Regions from separate parts of the Homo sapiens genome. Here region 1 is linked to region 2. Evidence: read pairs that join two places in POLR2A ChIA-PET (ENCODE). Cell type or tissue: OCI-LY7. All regions are shown on one strand. Each heading gives the region's core, and the rest is flanking DNA. Links, peaks and the distances in the headings are about the cores only.

Region 1 (5,369 bases), core at 223-5,222, 82 kb before region 2:
ATCACAAAGGAAGGAGACAGGGTTGAACCACGCACTCCAGCCTGGTTGCACAGTGAGACCCTGTCTCTAAAAAAATTCTTTTCTAAATAAATATCTGATTGGGCACAGTGGCTCATGCCTGTAATCCCAGCACTTTGGGAGGCCGAGGTGGGCGAATCAACTGAGGTCAGAGGTTCGAGATCAGCCTGGCCAACAAGGTAAAACCCCGTGTCCACTAAAAATATGAAAAAATTAGCGAGGCATGGTGGTGCATGCCTGTGGTCCCAGCTACTTGGGAGGCTGAGGCAACAGAATTGCTTGAACCTGGGAGAGGGAGGTGGCAGTGAGCCGAGATCACGCCACTGTACTCCCGCCTGGGCAATAAAGTGAGACTCTGTCACTACATAGATAGGTAGGCAGGTAGGTAGGGTAGGCAGGCAGATAGATAGATAGATAGATAGATAGATAGATAGATAGATAGATAGATAGATAGATAGATAGATAAAACAACATAACTATTAAATGACTGGATGGATGACAACCTCACTCAGGACCAGGGAGCACTGGCTCAGTTGGGGTCTGTGACCCAAGGCAAGCAGGGCCTGCTTGGTGCCCGAGTGTGCCCTTCCCTGGGAAGCAGCACGCCCAAGAAGCTGAAAGCAATGCTTGGAGATAGCTTGTAGGGGTGGGATGGGCTGTCCTTTCACAGGCCTTTGCTTAGAGGTAGAGGGACCCCCTGGGTGTTCAGGGCTGCCCTGATGTGCTCCAAGCATCTCCCTTTCAGGGAAACATGATCTAGTCACGGCCATGGAGGCTAAGTGGGGCTCAAGCACTCTGGAGGGCTCAGGGATGTGGCATCAAGTCCGAGGGTTCCTCTCTAAGGCCCAGGTGGAATGAGGACTCCTCCAGGCATGCATCCAGTGACTCAGCAGTTTCTGGGCACGTACAAGTCATTTGTTTATCCAGGAAGAACTAGTTAGTCCTTAAAATGCATCCATTCATCCATTCACTCACACAACAAACACCTACCATGTTCTTATAAATCCCTCAAAAAAGTTCTTCCAGCCAACAAAGCCCTAAAAACATATTCATTTATTCACCATTTCCCAGTCATGTATAACTCATTCATTCATTCTACAAGCACCAAACACTCGAAATCCATTCATTTACTCAATCTATTTCTACTACACGCCACTGCTGTGGGTGCTAAAGAAAATCTCTGAGCAGGACAGACTGTGCCCCTGCTCTCATGAATGGACCTCCAGTAGAGAAACGCCAGAGAAATAAAATAGAATTTCCAAGGGTGGCCAGCATTGTAAAGGTCATAAAATGGCTGGGTGCAGTGGCTCATGTGTGTAATCACAGCACTATGGGAGGCTGAGGTGGGAGGATCGCTTGAGCCCAGGAGGTCAAGGCTGCAGTGAGCTGTGATCACGCCACTGCACTCCAGCCTGGGTGACAGAGCAAGACCCTGTCTCAAAAATAGATAGATAGATAGATAGATAGATAGATAGGACTGAAGATCACTATAGTTGGGAGGGGGTCAGGAAGACTCCTTGAAGGGTGGTGTCTAAACCAGGATCTGCAAGAAGAGAGGGTACCTGCCGTGGATGAGCAGGGAAGCTGGGAACAGCCAGTATCCAAGGCCAGATGGGGATGCTCGGGGGACTGGTCTTCCTGCCAGCATACAATAGAGGTACAGAGGAGCTTTATAAAAATATAGGTGTCTGGGCCAGGCATGGTAGCTCGTGCCTGTAATCCCAGCACTTTGGGAGGCCAAGGCAGGCAGATCACTTGAGGTCAGGAGTTCAAGACCAGCCTGGCCAACATGGTAAAACCCCATCTCTACTAAAAATACAAAAAAAAAAAAAAAATTAACCAGGTATAGTGGCGCGTGCCTGTGGTCCCAGCTACTTGGGAGGCTGAGGCAGGAGAATCGCTTGAACCCAGGAGGTGGAGGTTGCAGTAAGCCGAGATCGCACCACTGCACTCCAGCCTGGGAGACAGAGCAAGACTCTGTCTCACAAAAATAAAAAATAAAAAAAAATATATAGGTATCTGTCCACACCCCACTCCCAGAGATTCTGAATTAGCTGGTTGGGGTGGGGCGCAGGCCTGAGTGCCTCTTAAAAGCTCGGCAGCTGATTCTACTGTGCAGTCTTAGGTGAGGACAGAAGGAACAGAGAGAGCAGAGAGAAGAGGGTCTGCCTCCGAGCTCGGAGAGGCTGTACATCCAAGTGGGCAGGTGGGTGATGGGAGCCAGGACATGAGATACAGCAGGCCCAGCAGGGAGGCTGGAGCGCAGGTGTGGTTGGGGAGGACCAACTGTCAACAGGAGTGGACGCTGCTCAAAGAGTCACGTATGGTGGCAGTTATAGGTATGAAGGGCACTGGTGACCTTTGCAGGAGTTATTTCAGGGGTTCACTGATTCAGAGCGCCTTGTCCTCGCCTCCCTCCGATTGTCCCCCCATGCTGTCTGTCCCACTAAAGCCAGGCAGAATTCCCCCTTTCCTCCCTCTGCTGAGCTCCCGGGGATGTACATGCACCCTTGATATGGGACTTAGCCCACTGGATTTTTAAGCCTCTGAGCATCTTCTGTCTTCCCCAGACTGTGAACAGATGCATGTCTGGGGTGGACTGGGATCTAACATATTTGTTCTCACATGTGGGCGGGGCAGTGGAGAGGGATAATACGGTGATGACGGTATTAAACATAAGGTCAACACTGATGAGCTCTCCTGATGCGCCAGATTCAGGGCTACACACTGGCGTGTGTTAACTGGTGTGTTCTAACAACTGTATCAAGTAGGGGCTTCTTTTCCTTTTTAAATAAATTTCTCTTCTCTTTTTTGAGACAGGGTCTTTGCCACCCAGGCTGGAGTGTGGTGGTACAATCATAGCTCACTGCAGCCCTTAAATTCCTGGGCACAAGCAATCTTCCCACCTCAGCCTCTTGAGTAGCTGGGACTACAGCTGTGTGCCACCACAACCGGCTAATTTTTTACTTAAAAATTTTTTTTTGTAGAGATGAGGTCTCACAAAACCTCAAACTCCTGGCCTCAAGTGATCCTCCTGCCTTGGCCTCCCAAAATGCTGGGGTTACAGGTGCAAACCACCATGCCCTGCCAAGTAGGGACTTCCATCATGACCATCTTACAGATGAGGCAAAGGTTACGAGGGGCAGGTGGGATTCAAACCTCAACAGTCTGCCTGCCACCCCTTTGCCCTGTGCTCCAAATAAGATGAAATCGTTCAAATGAGTGTGCTGTGGGAATACGTGAATGACGCTGACTGTCTTTAAAATCCATTCATAAGGACAAAATTCCAGCAAGTCAGCAACAGCTCAGCAGATTGCACGTTAAGAATCTGATTTTTCGGCCGGGCGTGGTGGCTCACGCCTGTAATCCCAGCACTTTGGGAGGCCGAGGCGGGCAGATCACGAGGTCAGGAGATCGAGACCATCCTGGCTAACACGGTGAAACCCCGTCTCTACTAAAAAATATGAAGAAAAAAAATCAGCCGGGCATGGTGGCGGTCGCCTGTAGTCCCAGCTACGCGGGAGGCTGAGGCAGGAGAATGGCGTGAACCCAGGAGGTGGAGCTTGCAGTGAGCCGAGATAGCGCCACTGCACTCCAGCCTGGGCAAAAGAGTGAGACTCTGTCTCAAAAAAAAAAAAAAAAAAAATCTGATTTTTCCCCTCTATGTCTTCCCCAACCTTACTGGGAGTTTGAGCATACATGGGACCACTACAGAGCTCCCTCAGGAAATAAGATGGATGAAAATCTTAGAAATCTCATTAGCTAGTGCCATGGCAGAGACTCTGCTCCACTGGCTGGAAGAGCAACGAGTGGAGTCTCAGCCACGGCTGTGAAAGCCAGCACTTCCACATTTAACGTCAAAGAGCCCAGAGGACTAGTGTTTCTTTCTTTCTTTTTTTTTTTTTCAGACTGAGTCTCACTCTGTCATCCAGGCTGGAGTGCAGTGGCATGATCTCGGCTCACTGCAACCTCCACCTCCGGGGTTCAAGCGATTCTTCTGCCTCAGCCTCCAGAGTAGCTGGGATTACAGGCTCGCACCACCATGCCCAGCTAATTTTTGTATTTTTAGTAGAGATGGGTTTTGCCATGTTGGCCAGGCTGGTCTTGAACTCCTGACCTCAGGTTATCTGCCCGCCTCGGCCTCCCAAAGTGCTGGGATTACAGACTTGAGCCACCACGCCCGGCTGAGGATTGGTGTTTCTAAAACAAATCTCCTCCAGCATCCAGAAGGAGCCCAAATTCCTACCCAGGGACCCAGGGCAGTCCCCACAGGAGAGAGGGAGGCCACGTCCAGCTGTTACATTCAAATTGGCAAGGCTCCCACACAGGTCAGGGTTCCTGCATGACCTGTTCTGCTTTTAAGGGTGTTAAATCAGTAGAGTTTTCTCCCCTTGGGGGAATAGAAAGAATAAGTTAGAACTGTGCATCAAAATTTTAAATTACTCTGTCGCCTGGTCTGGAGTGCAGTGGTGTGATTATGGCTCACTGCATCCTCAACCTCCTGGGCTCAAGTGATCCTCCTGCCTCAGCCTCCCAAGTAACTGGGACTATAGGGGTGTGCCAGCACACCTGGCTAATTTTTAATTTTTTTTTGTAGAGACTGGGTCTTGCTACGTTGCCCAGGCTGGTCTTGAACTCCCGGGCTTAAGTGATCCTCCCATCTTGGCCTCCCAAACTGCTGGGATTACAGTTGTGAGCCATCACATCCATTCTGCTTTTAAGGGTGTTAAATCAGTACAGTTTTTCCCAACTAGGGAAAGTCAAGAGAGAGAGCTGGAATTATGCATCAACATTTTAGGTGTGCATTCTATTTATTTTATTATTTTTATTTTTACTTTTTTGAGATGGAATCTTGCTCTGTCGCCCAGGCTGGAGTGCAGTGGCGTGATCTCGGCTCACTGAAACCTCTGCCTCCTTGGTCAAGCAATTCTCCTACCTCAGCCTCCTGAGTAGCTGGGATCACAGGCATGTGTCACCATGCCCAGCTAATTATCGTATTTTTAGTAGAGACAGGGGTTTCACCACATTGGCCAGGCTGGTCTAGAACTCCTGACCTCAAGTGATCCACCCGTCTTGGCCTCCCAAAGTGCTGGGATTACAGGCGTGAGCCACCGCGCCTGGCTTCATTCTATTTATTTTAATCCAGCAATTCCACTTCCAGAAATCTGTCTCTCTGATAATAACACCAGTCTACGTCAAGAAAGGTACACGATGCTTTGACTGTTTTACATTGCTGTAATACAGAAGAACTGAGAACAGCCCAAATGCCCACCAGCACAAGAAGGGTTAAGTGAATCCGGGTGCCTCTATTCCAGGGAATACAATGTATCTGTACAAAAAGAGCTAGGCCA
Region 2 (5,369 bases), core at 287-5,286:
TTGGGCAGTGACTTAATCAGAACCTCCATGTCTTCATTTGTAAAATGGAGCTCAAGATAGGTGCTGCATAGCTGGGTGCAGTGGTACACTGAGATTATGCCTGTAATCCCAGGGCTTTGGGAGTCCAAGACATGAGGACTGCTTGAGGCCAGGAGTTCAAGACCAGCCTGGGCAACACAGTGAGATCCCCGTCTCTACTAAATATTTTTTAAAAATTAGCCAGGAGTGATGGCGCACACCTGTAGTCTCAGCTACTCAGGAGGCTGAGGTGGGAGGATGGTTTGAGTTCAGCAAATGGATGTTGCAGTGAGCTATGACTGTGCTACTGCACTCCAGCCTGGGTGACAGAGCAATATCTTGTCTTTAAAAGCAAACAAACAAACAAAAAACAGGAGCTGCCCCACAGAGTTAGGAAGGTTCCGTGGGAGGATGCACAAGGCCAGGCACAAAGAAGCACTTAAGCAGCAGTTCACTCATTCCCTCCTCAATCACACAGCCAACACCTCCTACACGGCAGGCACCGTGCTGGGGAAACCACAGGAAAGCAGACAAGGCCCCAGCTCTAACAGGGCTTATATTGCATGAGAAGGGGAGAGGAATCTGTTTTTGTTTGGAGGTCAGGCTTGTAAAGAAGGCCTCGCTGGGAGGGTGACTTCTGAGCAGAGAAACCTAAGGGAAGCTTCGCAGGAGCAGCCAGAGGACTGTGTGGAGTGGGAGGGAGGACGGCCCGCGCAGAGATCCTGGAGAGCGAACGTGCCTGGTGCGTTCTAGGAGCAGGGAAAGGGTCAAAGAGCAATGGGGCAGGAAGCAGAGGACAAGGCAGAGAGGTGACAGGGCCAGATCAAGGGGGCCCAGTGGGCCACACAAAAGACACTGACTTTCCTCTTTTTAATTCTTATTTATGTATTACTTATTTATTTATTTTTGAGATGGAGTCCCGCTCTGTCGCCCAGGCTGGAGTGCAGTGGTGTGATCTCGGCTCACTACAACCTCTGTCTCCTGGGTTCAAGCGATTCTCCTGCCTCAGCCTCCCGAGTAGCTAGGATTACAGGTGCCCACCACCATGTCTGGCTCATTTCTGTATTTTTACTAGAGACAGGGTTTCACCATGTTGGCCAGGCTGGTCTCAAACTCCTGACCTCAGGTGATCCACCCGCCTCGGCCTCCCAAAGTGCTGGGATTACAGGCATGAGCCACTGCACCCTGCTTCTCTTTTTGATAATAATTTTTTAAAAATTATAAAATTTTTTGTAGAGACAGGGTCTATGTTGCCCAGGCTGGTCTCGAACTCCTGGGTTCCAGCAATCCTCCCACCTAAGCCTCCCAAAGTGTTGGGATTACAGGCGTGAGCCACTGCACCTGGCCTTGACTTTTCTCTTGAGTGAGATGCTGGTACTCCAGATCCCATGGGAGGTTCTGAGCAGGGGAGGGCCGTGACCTCAGGTGTTCACAGGCCCCACCTGGCTGAGTGCAGAGGACAGACCAGGAGAGGTAGGGCAGGAGCCAGCAGGATAATGAGAGACTGCTGCCTTAGGCCAGTGGGAGCCAAGGACAGACAGGACCAGCAGGGGGACTGTAGGAGGAGGGGAGAATAGAGAGAGAATTTGGGACAATTTCCAAAGGAGATAATACCACCAAGCCTAGAATCTTCTCTACTGTTATTAAAAGGGACTTTATGGTGACTTCATTCTGATTCCCACTCTCCCAACACAAATACCAAGCTCCGTTTATTATCCTTTCCCCACTTGCTAGTCCAGCCACACCCACCATTTACTGAGCAGTAAAGGCGCCGGGACAGTGGCTGTCAAAGTGCAGCAGACGGGAGATGCACCAAGAGCTTGTATCCCCACTGGGGCCTGCCCCAAACTAAAGTGGCCATGACTGCTACTGTGGGACCTGAGCATCGATGTGAGTGACCAGCTGGCCTAGGGGGTCCCAGGCATGGTGAAATTAGAGGGTGCGAGGCCGCTGGTAACCAACTAGGGACAACACTGCCCCACCTCTATTCCAGGGGACATTTGGAGACACTTTTGATGATCCCCGCTGGGGGGTGCTGTTACTGGCATCTAGTGGGTAGAGGCCAGGGATGCTGCTGAACAGCCCATAATATGCACAGGACAATTCTGACATCAAAGAGTGATCTAGCCCCAAAGGTCAACAGCGTCAGGGTTCACAAACCCTGGTCTAGGCTCCCAAATCCTAATGGGTAGTCAATCACCAAGGGGTCTGGGAAAAATGCAGCTAAGGATTCAAAGTGCGTGTCCCAGATTCTACACATCTGAAAAGCAGACTTCTAGGCCCTTGATTCTGACACCTAAGGTCCGGGAAACAGCATCATCTACATCACCTGGGAGCTCACTGAAAAAGCAGATGTGTCCGGGCGCGGTGGCTCACATCTATAATCCCAGTGCTTTGGGAGGCTGAGGCGGGTGGATCACCTGAGGTCGGGAGTTTGAGACCAGCCTGGCCAACATGGTGAAACCCCATCTCTACAAAAAATTCGAAAATTAGCCAGGCATGGTGGCACAAGTCTGTAATCCCAGCTACTCGGGAGGTTGAGGCACAAGAATTGCTTGAACCTGGGAGGCAAAGGTTGCAGTGAGCCGAGATCGCACCACTGCACTCCAGCCTGGGTGACACAGTGAGACTCTATCTCAAAAAGCAAAAAAAGAAAAAAGAAAACGCTCAGCTCCTCCTCAGACCAGATGAATGAGAACCTGCATTTTATCACGACCCCCAGGTGGTTCTCAGCTACATTCAGTGATTGTGAATGCCCCTGAATTCAGAGAGTGTCCCTGAAGGCACATCAGGCAGCTAAGAAAAAAAAGTCTCCACACCTAGGCCTCAGGCCCTTTACACAGGAAGAGGGGAAAGGGGAAGGCAGGCACGGGCACGTTGTAAACAGTGCCCACCTGATTCTAATAGGGTTCGTGCAGCCAGGGTTAAGAAAAGAAGAAGCTGCCCTGGAGGAAGCAGTCTTCTCTCCCTGGCAAGCAAGAGCAGTCCCTTTTGTGGAGGCACCACACAGGCCCCCAACGCTGGCGACAAACATCCTGACAATTCTCAGCTTCCTGGCATCAAATAACCTGCTTTTCCCCAGCAAAGGGGCTGCTTTTGGCACCTGAAGCCTGGCTGACTGCCAGACGCCAAGCTCCTGGGCAAGAACCGGGCTGGTGTGGAGAAACAGAAGTCGAATGCAAGTGTCTTAACTGTTGACAAGAAACTAGAGGAAAGAGAAAGCCATCTCACCTCGAGTTAAAATTGGAAGGTGATAACACTTATGTAGCACATCCTGTGTGCACTTTTCTAAGCACAGGAATTACTGTCCCATTCTACAGATGGGAAAGCTAAGGTGAGGCACATGGAAGGCATTTGCCCAAGGTGTAAGTGGGGAAGCCGGAGTTTAAGCCCTGAATCTGGGCTCCTAACTGTGGCTCTATCCAGGAAGCCCTGTTGCTTTAATACCTTCCCCACCTTTGACACAAAGAAAAGAGATGGTTAATTCCCCCACAGCCCCAAGCAGCATGCCCAGTCTGGCTTGGCTGCTTTCTGGAGCTTCTCTAGGGCAGACAGCTTTGAGCTGATCTATCTGGGGAAGGAGAAAGTGGGCTTCAGGCACAAAGCGCCACCGCTTTGCTCGCATGACGGCGCAGCTGGGTCACCTTTGGAACAAAAAGGACAACCACATTCTTGGCTGGGAAGTCAGGGAGTCCACCCAAGGGGCGAAGGGTCTCTTCCCTGTGGCCCCGCATCCCTGGGTAAGGGCCCTGGGAAGGCTGGGAGGAGCCAGGGAGGGGCCCGGCCTCTGGGCCCACCACCTCTCTTCCTAGACGCCAAAGTCAGCTCCCCACAGCCATCCTCTCCAAACACCCCTAGGATGGAAGCAAATGGAGGCTTTGGGGAACAAACTACAAATCCCTCCCAACACATTCTCACCCTTGTTCACCCACCTGTGTGCATGACTGGCTCCTTTTCATCTTTCAAGTCTCAGATTAAATGTCACCTCCTCGGACAGACCCCTTCCTCATCCCTCTAAGACACCCCTCCCACCACTACCACTCACTTCACTTTATCCTGGTTTAGTTTCTTTCCTTCCTTTCCTTTCTTTTCTTTCTCTCTCTCTATTGTCTAGGCTGGTTTTGAACTCCTGGCTTCAAGTGATCCTCCTGTCTCAGCCTCCCCGGTAGCTGGAACTAGAGGCATGTGCCATCACACTTGACTAAAACAATTTTCTTCGTAAAATTGGCTGGGCATGGTGGCACATGACTCTAGTCTCAATCAGGAGGCTGAGGTGGGAGGATTGCTTGAGCTAGAGAGGTTGAGGCTGCAGTGAGCCAAGATTGCACCACTGCACTCCAGCCTGGGCAACCAGAGAGAGACCCACACTCAAAAAAAAAAAAAAAGAAAAAAACAATTTTTTTAAGAGATAGAATCTTGCTCTGTCGCCCAGGCTGGTCTCAAACTGGCCTCAACTGATCCTCCTGCCTTGGCCTCCCAAAATGCTACAATAATTGAACGTCTTAATAGCACTACCAATCACTTCTGATAAATACTGTTTATTTCTAGTCTGTCTCCTCCACCAGACCTTGTACTCCAGGACAGCAAGGACTAGGTCTGTCTTCTCTGCTGCATACCTGGGCCTTGAAACAGTGTTTAGCACAGACAAGAGGCCCCAGAAATATTTGTTGAAGGAATCCACAAATCTTGACTTCCAGTCACGTTCATGAAATGACTATTCTCTTCTTCAGGGATCACCACAAGGACATGCTCTAGTTTGCTACAGAGTTGCCTGCATGAGAGGCATCTGTGGAGTACCAGCCATATTCCACAGCAGCCTACAGAACAATCACTACTGTTGTCATTAACGTTTATGACACCAACAGTAACGCAGCTAACATTTAATGCACACTTGCTATGTGTCAGGACCTATGCAAAAAGATCTTTACTAGTTCCAAGCTCATTAGTAAGCTGGTCACATAGTAACTAGTTCTTTTCCTCACTTTGCAGAAATGAATACCGAGGCTTAGAGATGGTTTGTTACTTGCCCTAGCCTAGTCTGCTAGTTTCCAAGGTTTTCTCTCTTTCCTTAATGTTTCGCAGCCTCACAATAATCTATCTGGGGGATTTCTTTTTATCCAGTCTCTGCTTGGCACTCGTTGTGAGCTTTCAGCATTGAGATGCAAGTCTTCAATTATGGCACATTTTTAGCATTAGTTCTAATATTGCCTCCCCACCACTCCTTCTAGCTTTATTTCTGGAAATCCTACTAGATGTATGCTTCTTCTCACTCCACCCGTTTTGTTACTTCTATGTATTTTATCTCTATTCTATACTCAGAGTGAATTTCATTTACTAATTTTCTCTTTGAC

What was found. ChIA-PET counts read pairs that join two places held together with the same protein. Peaks named below come from ENCODE experiments on the same cell type or tissue, not always from the same donor. Only the 100,000 strongest peaks of a DNase experiment are listed, where the experiment ranks them.
Region 1: POLR2A ChIA-PET joins it to region 2 with 6 read pairs; 5 of 35 experiments call an interaction of 5 or more read pairs at or near these places.

Annotation. Positions count from the first base shown.
Region 1 is chr19:38,066,316-38,071,684 of GRCh38, reverse strand. All of the region lies in intron 2 of SIPA1L3 (signal induced proliferation associated 1 like 3), which reads right to left. Among named protein-coding and RNA genes, the nearest start is that of SNORD152, 94 kb to the left of the region's middle. RefSeq lists enhancers at 199-698, 699-1,200. In OCI-LY7, for the core only: no CTCF peak of the experiment used is centred there; no DNase peak of the experiment used is centred there.
Region 2 is chr19:37,984,233-37,989,601 of GRCh38, reverse strand. The region is part of intron 1 of SIPA1L3 (signal induced proliferation associated 1 like 3); the gene reads right to left. Among named protein-coding and RNA genes, the nearest start is that of SIPA1L3, 80 kb to the right of the region's middle. RefSeq lists enhancers at 1-227, 228-733, 734-1,239. In OCI-LY7, for the core only: CTCF peaks have their summits at 1,831 and 2,035; DNase peaks (open chromatin) are centred at 2,051 and 2,921; H3K4me3 peaks cover 914 bases; H3K27ac peaks cover 3,043 bases.